2 separate regions of the Homo sapiens genome follow, and region 1 is linked to region 2. The links are chromatin contacts, found by Hi-C in ENCODE. All regions are on one chromosome and are shown on one strand. The core of a region is the stretch at or near the end of the contact, and the rest is flanking DNA. Distances in the headings are between cores, read along the strand shown. Region 1 overlaps NR2C2 (nuclear receptor subfamily 2 group C member 2). Region 2 holds the start of METTL6 (methyltransferase 6, tRNA N3-cytidine).

Region 1 (5,435 bases), core at 631-3,130, 470 kb before region 2:
TTTAGAGATAAGGTCTCACGATGTTGCCCAGGCTGGATATGAAATAGTTTTTATATACTGTGCCCTGTTGTCATTTGTGTGCTATCGAGGAAAAACACACTACTTTAAGAATCTGCCTTCATCTCTAGACTTTACTATTGCTACCACTTCCTAACTGGCCTCCCATCTACAGTCTCTGTCTTTTCTATCATTTCCACACTGCAGTCTAAATTTTTTTTTTTAAGATCCAGATTTGAGTGCATCATTTTTCTGCCAAACTCCTGATAATTCTCTGTTGTCTACAGTGTCAGCCTCTCTCCTTCCCTGGTCTCTGTAATAATTCCACACCACATTGCCATTCCTCAAATATGCCACTCTTCCTCATACCTGCCAGTTTTGTATGAGCTGTCCTCTCTGCTTAGAACTCTCTTGTCATCCATCTGTCTTTCCTTGCTACATTTCCATTCTTCCTTCAAGACCTAGTTTAAATAATTCCTCTCCTGTAACGTTTTCATTGGTTCTCACAGGCAGAGAGCAATGTGTCTTCCCCTGGGACACTCATAGCATTTGCTTTGCATAGATACTTCAGTTTCCTTCATAAGTTCATCAAGGACAAGGACTGTTTATTCTCCTCTTTCTCCTCCTTGTTGTTGTTAATTCTCAGCAGTCAGTTCATTGCCTAGTTCATAGCAGTTACTTAATAAGAACTGATGGAGGTGGTTGGACTTGATTAGTAAAATCACCAGAGGAAGATCTTCTGTAGCACTTTTTTTTTTTAACTTAAGGTACTCAGTATTATACTTCTTTTGGCAGCTAATCAGGTTCTTTCCCCTAAACATTATTGTGGGGGTGGGGGGCAATCTTTGAAGGTTAACAAGCTGAATGGGTGAAGTACTAGCCTTTAGGACTCAGGTTTCTGTACCAAGAGCGAGTTTAGTGTTCTGTCCACAGTGGTTGTTAATATAATGCCTTGTGTATAGTAACCACTTAGTGTTAGTTGCTGCTATTAGTGTTATGCTTGGCTCCACCAGCCAAGAAGGTTGTTTTTAAAAGCTTTATTTCTTTTCTATACTTTGTAGTATCAAAACAATAGGATTTTTTTGTTGTTGTTGTTCCAGATTGGTTGGGTGCTGCGGCTAATGCCTGTAATCCCAGCACTTTGGAAGGCTGAGGCAGGCAGATCTCGAGGTCAGGAGATCCAGACCATCCTGGCCAACATGGTGAAACCCCGTCTCTACTAAAAATACAAAAATTAGCTGGGCATGGTGGCGCATGCCTGTAATCCCAGCTACTGGGGAGGCTGAGGCAGGAGAATCGCTTGAACCAGGGAGTCGGAGGTTGCAGTGAGCCGAGATCGTGCCACTGCACTCCAGCCTGGCGACAGAGCAAGACTCCGTCTCAAAAAATATATATATATAAAATTGTGCTAGTGAAGATAGTTTTTCAAACTACATCTAGACACAACCCACTGTTCCTTGGAGCCTCTTATTCTAGTGGGACATCTCCTAATTGATAACCATTTTCTGGTGGTACTTTTTCAAAGATGTATGACCTTCTCACTGTGTGATCTTTCTGTCTCTAGGACCGCCTATGGCTGCGGTAGCAGTGAGAGAAGCTCTCAGGTGAGAGTCTTATACCCTGATGTTACCTTTTTTGTCTGGGTGCATTTTGGTTAAATGTCCACGCTGCCCCACTTCCTTACATTACTTGAAGATTCTGTTTTACTTCTTACATTGTGATATCCTGGAAGAAAAAGCCTTTGTCTTCCTTTTTTATATGAGAATAGGCTATATGGTTTGTGACTTATTTTCAAAAGTAATAGAAAATATTTTTTGAAACTACTTCTCTCCTCCTCTGACTGGATTTAAGTCTTTATTGAAAGCACTTGCTTTAACATAGTTTCTCTTTCAATTTCTCTCTCACTCTTAGTCTCATTTTTTTGTCTCTGCTTGTTTTTCCAGAAGGTGCACATTCCTCCTTGTTCATTTTTAAGCAGCTTCCAAAGCTGCTGTTGATGATGCCTGATGCTGCTTTGAAGGCAGAAAACCAACAGTGAGATCAAGAATTGTAAGAATTCAAGTGTATAAAGAAAGGTTGCTGCTCAATTCAAGTGTATAAAGAGAGGCGTTTAAGATGATCCAGGAAGTTGGTGTGGGAGAACAAGGTGGGGGGCACTTGTCCTATCAGAGAGCAAGACTTACGCTAACACTGCAGTAAAAAGATAGTGGTGGTGACCAAGAGAAAGACACAGAGAACTTAGTGGAATAGAATAGAGAACCTACAGTTATATCCACATATATAGGAAAAACAGATATGGCAGAGATGGCATTTCAGATCAGTGGGGAAAAGGATAGATTTTCCCCATATAGATAATCCATTTTCCAGAACTATTTCTTGAATAGAAAATGGTAAATGGATTATCTACATGGGAAAAAAATTAGTTGGATCCTTACTTCTCATCAGATTCAAGAATCAATTTGCAGATGGATTGAGGAGTTACATATGAGGGGAAAACTGGAACATTTCTAAGAAAATATTTACAGTTACATTCCTGGGATAGGACAGGATTTTCATAAATGAAAGTACAAACTGTAAAAGAAAATAGGGATAAATTTAGCCTTATTAAATTTAAGGACTTCTGTTCATCAAAAGACACCTTAAAGAAAGTAAACAGATGAACCACAGAGTGGGTGAAGATATTTATAACTTATCAACAAAAAATTAATGTCCAGAATACTTAGCTTTTCTAAACTTAAACAGATTTACTGCTGCTTCTCTGTGACTTCATATCTGTAGTCACCTGTTGTTAGATTTATCTTGGGATCCCCAGCCCTACCTGAAGTTGATTGATCCTGCAAATTTAAAGTGAATTATTACAGAAATAATTCTGTACTAGGCCTCTATTAAATCAGATTGTCATCTATAAAATCCACTTTTACTCATAATTTGATGTATCAAGCCACCTCTTTTAGGGAACCCAATAGAAAGATACACCTTTCTAGTACTCTGTTTCTATACTATTCAATAATATTTTCCTAACAATATTCCTGTAATAATTCAAATTCACATATTTCTTACATTGAACTATAGTTAATAACAGAGGAGAAATTCTGTTGACATCTAAAAGTGATAAAAATTATTAGTTGCAGCCACATGTTTAGATTTATTTTTTAATGTACAGTACCTATTGGCTATCCATTTCTTTAAAAATTCTTATTTTCTGTTTTGAGGAAGAATCAGACTCTAGACTTTTACATGCAATACTTGTATTTTTAACAAGTCAGTTGACTTTTCTGGTAGACTTAAAGACGCCTTTTCCTTCCATCTCCATTAGTTGTAACCAAACTATAGCAAGAAAAAAAGACCAAAAGGTATCTTTGTGTTTTTTTCTTGTAGAAACAAGTAAAAGTTAAGTTTTTACCATCTATTAAAACAATAAACTTATCTCCTCAGTTTCAGACCTAATCATATTTTGTGAAAATGAGTAACTGATACTGGTGGTCTCATGTCATTGTAGAAGTTGGTGCAGTATCTGCTGTCACAGAATTTTGACTCCTTGAAGACAGGAGCCAGGTCTTTCATATTTGTCAGTCACAGTTTCATCCTCCTGTTTCTTTCTCTTAGCATTCTGGCAATAAAATATGAATTAGAATTATCATAATAGAGGTGGCTATCTAATAATAAATAGAATGATGTAGAAAGTTACCAGAGAGTTAAAAAGCTTCATAGAGATCAGTGATTATAATACCTTAGATAGGAACTACAGAAAAATATTTTGTAAAATTGTATTGCAAGATAATCCACTTTGTGATTGAGGGAGGGCAGGCAAATGAACTGTAATTTTCTATATTGCACACTCAATAATACTGTATAGTTTTTATATGTAAATCTTGGTAATAGATTTGAGCTTTGTTCTCCTGTGGACCTTGGGACCTATACAGTCAATAGTGAATGTCCAGAAATTGGGTCTAGATTATACTGAATTCTTTGTGGTAGAGCCTTTGAAAGGGCTTAGGAAATATTCAGGAGAGCTTTCTCATGACCAGAAGAGACTGGAAGTCTGCTCCTTCAGCAATGCTGGTACTCAAATGTCTTGACCCAGGAAACTAGCACACTCTTTGATCTTTAGGTGATCACTCTTTAGGTGATCTTTCTCAATTTTTACGAATAATGACATCAAATCTATTTTTGCTACTAGTAGAAAGCCGAATTATCTGGTTTTGTAATTTAATGAGGACTTAATATAAATTAATATGTGTATGGGTACCATATTCTTGTTAGCACTCTTTAGTAATGCAGTCTCTTCGCTTCTTGCTTTGTTAGTGATAGTATTTGCCTTTCAACCTGTGAGTGAGGTATGTTAGCACCAAGCAGGGTTTTGCTTCTCACTTTGCCACTAGCAAAAGAAGTATGGTTAATGATAGCCATCTAGGGCTCTATCCAGAGTTGATCTCACACCTTTCTCAGATACCCACCTTCTTATTCAGCATACTGTGACAGGGAACTATCCAAAAAGGTGTGATTCCCACCTCCCTGAGAGGTAAACCAAGCTGTTACAACCCTGGAGACCTGATAATTAAATTTCCAAATTCATCTTTGTCTATATTTGTCAGTGGAAGTTTCTAAATTGAAATGTTTCTACAAATTAATTTTGGTACCTGTAACTGAAGGAGGCGGTGCAGCATATACAGATAGGTCTAGCTTGCTAGGTCTGTCTGCTATAGAGGGCAAAATCCACACAAGACAGTACCAAAGATGAATTTTGATTACTAATATTTTTCAAGTAGTCTGGTTTCTCCCCACCTGATAGAGGTTGCTACATCTTTCCAAACAGGTTCTCTAATGATCTTGGTTCACCATGGCTACAAATATGGAGGGGCTGGTTCAGCACAGAGTGGGGACCCAGCAGGTGGCTGAGGTGAGTGACAGGGGCTAGCACAGTAGCTGGCACCCTCACTTTCGAAAGAAAAGAAAAATCAGTGTGCTCATTTTTTTCAAAACAGTCCCTTGGAGGTCAGCATGTGATACGTCCTAGGGTGCTGTCATGGGAGAAAAAAATGACAAGAACATTTATTTGTAACTTTTTTTTTTTTTTTTTTTTGCATGAGTAGGGTGGCCTATCTGCTTTTAATAAGGTGACTTGAACTTTTACTTTAAACCGAAAACTAGTAGAATCTGATTATTATTGAACCTTGTGGGTATAGTTTAAACTCCAAATCTCTTAGTTTCTCGTACGCTTGATTCTTCGTTAATATTATGGAATAGTAGAAGACGTGATTATGTCCATTCAGCAGTCATTGACCATTTGCCATGGACCAGGGATTGTACTAAGTGCTGAGTTATATGGGGGTGAATGAGTCATGGGTTGTTCCTTTAGTGATCTCAAGGCCTGGTTAAGGAGTTATTATAAAATAGGTTGAGAAGTATAATTCCATGTGAGGGATTTGATCCTGGAG
Region 2 (5,186 bases), core at 260-2,759:
GGTTCAAGCGATTCTCCTGCCTCAGCCTTCCAAGTAGCTGGGACTACAGGCGAGCACCACCACACCCAGCTAATTTTTGTATTTTTAGTAAAGACGGGGTTTCATCATGTTGGCCAGGATGGTCTCGATCTCTTGACTTCGTGATCCGCCTGCCTTGGCCTCCCCAAGTACTGGGATTACAGGCATGAGCCATGGCACCCTCTTCACATTTTAAATGAAGAACAGCTCAGATAAGGCGTAATATTAGCTTACCTCTCTACATGATCTTAGCTCCTCAAACTCTCTGGTGGTCCAGTGTCTGTCTTTGAAGAAATTAGTGCTATTTCTTTTGTAAAAAAGATCCCAATTTTTCTGAGCCTCTTGTTCCAATTTCTGCTGTTTAAAATCAGACACCAAAGTTTGGTCTCTTTTCAGTTTCTCCTCTTCTTCAGAGGTGAGAATCCTTGCCTGCAGCCCTTTCCTTTGCAAAGAAGCCATCTCTGAAACTGACGGTAACACTTAACACAGCTGAAGATTCTCCATCACCAAATAATATGAATCCACGCTAATGGATCAGATACATTTCCTGAGGTGAGTTTCACGCCTCAAACAGCACAGGGGGCTTCGCAGAGAAAAGAATTAGATTCTGGTTAGTGGTTACAGTTCAAGACGCCAGGTTCAATTCACCAAATGTTTATGAGATGCAGACTGTACAAAAAAAAATCCTTCCCGCTATATGAGAGGTCACAAAGAAGACAAACACACAGTCCCTACCTTCAGTGGGCTTACATTCATTTCAGTGGCCAGACTATCTCATGCACCATACTTTTATTCAAACCAGATGAGTCAACTATTACAATAAATCGATTTAGTTTACGAAAAAGGACGCTCTCAAGAACTGACTGGGAAACCTTGCGAAGAAAATATTCCTCAATTTTCGGTGCCCGCGAAAGGGGTGACTTAAAAACCACAATGGCCTTAGCTGGAAGCGGGTGGTCAATTGTCAGATACAAGTGAGGTCATCGTTTCCCAAGGGTCGGACCTCCGTTTTTTCGGGGGAAATGAAGCTAAGCCTGGGTGGGCTCATTTCCTGATCACACTCACAAGAGGCTGTCATAGGAACCAGAGGGAGCGTCACTTTGCAGGGACTGAGACCCTCGCACCGCCATCACCGGGCAAAGTGGAGAAAGAGACCCAATGACGCGTGGCTGAGGTCCCGAGGATCCATCTCAGGACCCTCAGGATAGACTAGGCTGCATGGGCCCCTAGACCCTGAGGAGGGCGTCCATGATGGCTAGCCGACCCGCGTTAATTTAGTCAGCCACGCTCAGGGCTCACCGTCATCAGTTCCTAAATTCACCTGCAGGGCTAGGGCCAGGCGCACTCACCCCACAGCCAGCCCCACTGGGCCTCGGAGGCAGAATACGGGAAGAACCGCGAAACAACCCTAAACCAATTCTGAGGACCACGAATTCGGATTATCCGGGAGTTCTTTTGCCATGGCACCGCCCCCGCCACTTCCGCTAGGAACCCGGAAGTTCCTACCCGACGCCGGAAGTCCCACGGCCTTGCCTCCTCAGATTCCTCTCTCACCCCCACGCAGAGGAGAGAACTTGCTTCTGGACCCGGGTGGGTGCCGGCTCGGCTCTCCTTGTCTTCCAGAGCGGTGGCCCGGAAGCACAGTCCTCCCAGACGCCAGCGCCAGAAGCTCGGATCGCGGCTGCACCGGGAGAGCGCCGATCTGGGTGCGAGGCAGGTGCGGGGCCATGAATGGGACCGCAAACCCGCTGCTGGACCGCGAGGAACATTGCCTGAGGCTCGGGGAGAGCTTCGAGAAGCGGCCGCGGGCCTCCTTCCACACTATTCGTTGTAAGTCAGCGCTCCCCACGGTTCCCTTCGGCCGCTCCAGCCGCCACATATCAACCTTGACTCCTTCCTTTCTTCCCTCGGCCCTTCAGATTCCAGGGAACCCCCTGCCAGCGTCAGTTACTTTCTCTCGAACCCCAAATCCTTTGGGACATCGATTTGTCCCTTCTTTTACCCAGATTATTTCTCCCAAATCTTCGTCACTCCCTACTATTCTTCTACCTCACAGTCTCAAACACTAGTTCCAAAGGTCTTTGGCCTCTTTCCATTTCCATCCCTCCCCGCCCCCAACCTCGCCCCTAAGGCAAACCTCCCTCCCCCAAGGCAAACCTCCCCCCTCTTATCCGGGTCCACTTCTCCCTCGAAACCCCTCCCCTCCTTTCCGATGCTCCCATCAGGGTTCTCCACATTTAAAAGACGCTTCTTGTTTGTTATGAGCCTCATCCACTGCCTTAGAACCCATTCTCTTCCCTGCTTTTCTCCTCCGACTTGGTCCTGGACTCCCAAATACTGTGCTTTGTCCCCTCTACAGCCAAAGAATTGGCATCCTCTCTGCGCCTCATCAGAGTCTTCTTCCATCTCCTTTCTGTGCTTCATTTGACTTGGATGTCTTTTGAGGTCACCTATACCACCCGGGCTTTTCCTCCAGACCAAGTTCCTTGTGGGTAAAGAGTCAAATCAGAGTTCGTGAGCCTGGGATAGGTTAAAGATTGGTCTACGTTTGGAAGCAGAAGAGAGCAGGCGTAAGGAATGTCCAAATAGTCATTATGCCGGACCTTTTTCTACATAATTATAGACGCTGTTGAGAGAGTGCACTTCCACCCTATGTCCTGGGTGAAGGTTTGGCAGTTAGGAATTGGCTGACAGAGCATCCCTCCGTGATTCATGAACTTCTGGTTTCCGTGGTGCTAACGCTGTTGTTAAGACTTGTTTTTGTCAGAGGACCTAATAGATGTGACTCAACACATGTGAAGAGGGCGTTTTAGATAATGAAATCCCATCTTTGTGTAGTCACTTGCCATGCCATTGCTATGCTTCCTACTGACAGCAGATCCAGCTCTTTCAGAGAGAAGAGATGGGAATAAGATAAGAACATCATTTCCTGAAGAGTTTACTAAGTTGATGTTTTCTTTTGGTGAAGGGCAATGTGGAATTTAAATCATATAGTTCATGTGTGCACCTGTCCTGCAGTTTGAGGCAGGTGTGAATGTGAATTAAGATGGCTATTATGTTGTATTCTAACTGCAGTTTAGAAACACGAGCAGGATAACTTGCGGAGATACAGTTCAGTTGTCTGCTATGAACATCTACGAAGTGTCTTTGTTAAAGCTGTGGAACTGGCTGAGAGTGGTGGCTGACACTATAATCCCAGTACTTTGGGAGGCCGAGGTCGACAGATAGCTTGAGCCCAGGAGTTTGAGACCAGCCTGGGCAGCATAGTGAGACCCCATCACTATTAAAAAAAAAAAAAAACAAAAAACAGCTATGGAACTTGAGTATGGCAAATCCTAATTTTGACAGTTTCTATGCGGAATGAAATCAGCTTTTGATGATGCTGTGGCCTTTCATATTTCATATAGAGTTTACAGTCACAGAATCTGTTTCATATGCTGTTACTTTTGATCCTCACAACCCTAAAAAAGCAACTTATTATGGATGATGAGACAATTTTCCTCTCTCCCTTGGGAGAAGGGAATATCTTTGTTTAATAAAATGGCCTGTAAATTCTTTTTTCCCTCTAGAATAATCAAAAGGGGGTCAGAGGAAAAGTATGTGGAGGTGTAGATGAAACAAGATTGTCCCTGAGTTGGTAATAATTGAAACTGGATAATGGTATACCAGGTCTCATTGTACGATTCTCTCTACTTTTGTGTATCTGAAGTTTTCCATAACGAAACAGTTTTTTAAGAATTCTAAATTATTTTTATTTTCCATTCATCTGAGTAATAATTTTAATTCTTAAATGGAGATGCCCAGGAAACCCTTATTATAAGTAACCTGGTGGGTAAGTGCTTTTTTTCCTTTCCCTTTAGATGATTTTAAACCAGCATCTATAGACACTTCCTGTGAAGGAGAGCTTCAAGTTGGCAAAGGAGATGAAGTCACAATTACACTGCCACATATCCCTGTGAGTTTATTTCATTTTTTTTTTTAATGTAAGATCACAATGAATCTTTGTCTTTTATATTATTGCAATTTAAACTTCCTACTTTTAAAAATGTTTAGATTTCTAAAGTGGCAACTTAAGGAAAAAAGTAATTTTGGGGAGTGGGGTGGGGTGGACTTCATGCTAGGCAGGTGCTTGATTAAAAATAATTCTTGTAATCCTAGCATTTTGGGAGGTGGAAGTGGGTGGATAGCTTGAGTTCAGGAGTTAAAGACCAGCCTGGGCAACATGGTGAAACCCCGTCTGTACCAAAAATACAAAAAATTAGCTGGGGGTGATGGCACATGTCTGTGGTTGCAGCTGCTTGGGAAGCGGAGCTGGGAGGATCGCTTGAGCCTGGGAGGTAGAGGTTGCAGTAAACCAAGATCACGCCACTGCACTCCAGCCTGGGCGACAGAGTGAGACTCCCCCTCAAAAAAAAAAAAAAAAAGATTATTCGTCGTTTTCCCCAATCTTCCTTTTCCCCCATCTGCTACTGAGTAGACAAGGTTCCTGTCTGGACACCTAGCCCCTCTTTTAGATATAGCTTTTCTCCCAAGCAACTCCAGACAGAAAAGCCCTAGGTGCCCTGCTGATTATATGGCCACAACAGCTCAGGAGTGTGAGGCAACCAAGCCAGGAGTTAAGGCAGGCAGGAACCACAGGTGTGGCACATTCAGCTGATTTAGGGATGAAGAACTAAATTGAAAGCTGGATTAAGAACCCTTGCAGAGAAAGACTTTTGTGAAGCTCTGCCCAAGGCAGCACTAATGACAAAGCACCAAAGGGTCACATGATGCTCTTAGTGAACATGTGTTATTGCATGTCACACCCCTGTCCTGGAACATAAGTTCTCGGTAGCTGGAGACAGAATGAAAAGTCTCTGGACAGGGAGATCTGGAAAGCTTTGTGGTGAGGAAAAATTGCCCATTCAAACTGCTGTTTGATTACTTGTTACCTTTGGCAAGTTACATCATCTCCCTTTGGACCTTAGTTTCCCATATGTAAAATGAAAGGTTTAGAAAAATGGTCCCTAAAGTTCTTTCTAGCTCTATATTTTTACTATATAAATAAGGAGTCAAAGAGCCAAGCAGTTTTTTATTCTAAGCAAGGCATTAAATATGATATTCAACAAATATTAATCAAATGCCTCCCACACATTGGCCCATTACTAGGCATGAAGTATATAACCTTG

The links. Hi-C counts contacts between places; a loop is a spot of excess contacts on that map. Pooled maps may share reads with other maps.
Region 1: a pooled map shows a loop between it and region 2 (2.7-fold over the local background). The contact joins the enhancer-like site here to the promoter of METTL6 in region 2. A Hi-C loop is called at or near these places in 1 of 37 single-sample maps with no recorded cell type and 1 of 50 pooled maps.

The regions. Positions count from the first base shown.
Region 1 is chr3:14,957,596-14,963,030 of GRCh38, forward strand. The region is part of intron 1 of NR2C2 (nuclear receptor subfamily 2 group C member 2); the gene reads left to right. Among named protein-coding and RNA genes, the nearest start is that of FGD5-AS1, 12 kb to the left of the region's middle. RefSeq lists an enhancer at 1,796-1,935. Within about 2 kb of position 1,881, at least 3 of the 41 ENCODE cell types and tissues checked have a DNase peak (open chromatin) inside an H3K27ac peak, as active enhancers do.
Region 2 is chr3:15,426,035-15,431,220 of GRCh38, forward strand. It overlaps METTL6 (methyltransferase 6, tRNA N3-cytidine), which reads right to left and starts at 1,510. Exons shown (of 6, transcript NM_152396.4): 1 at 1,368-1,510; 2 at 253-601. The coding sequence starts at 477. EAF1 (ELL associated factor 1) reads left to right here and starts at 1,564. Exons shown (of 6, transcript NM_033083.7): 1 at 1,564-1,848; 2 at 3,879-3,973. The coding sequence starts at 1,746. RefSeq lists a silencer at 1,481-1,644 and an enhancer at 1,641-1,920.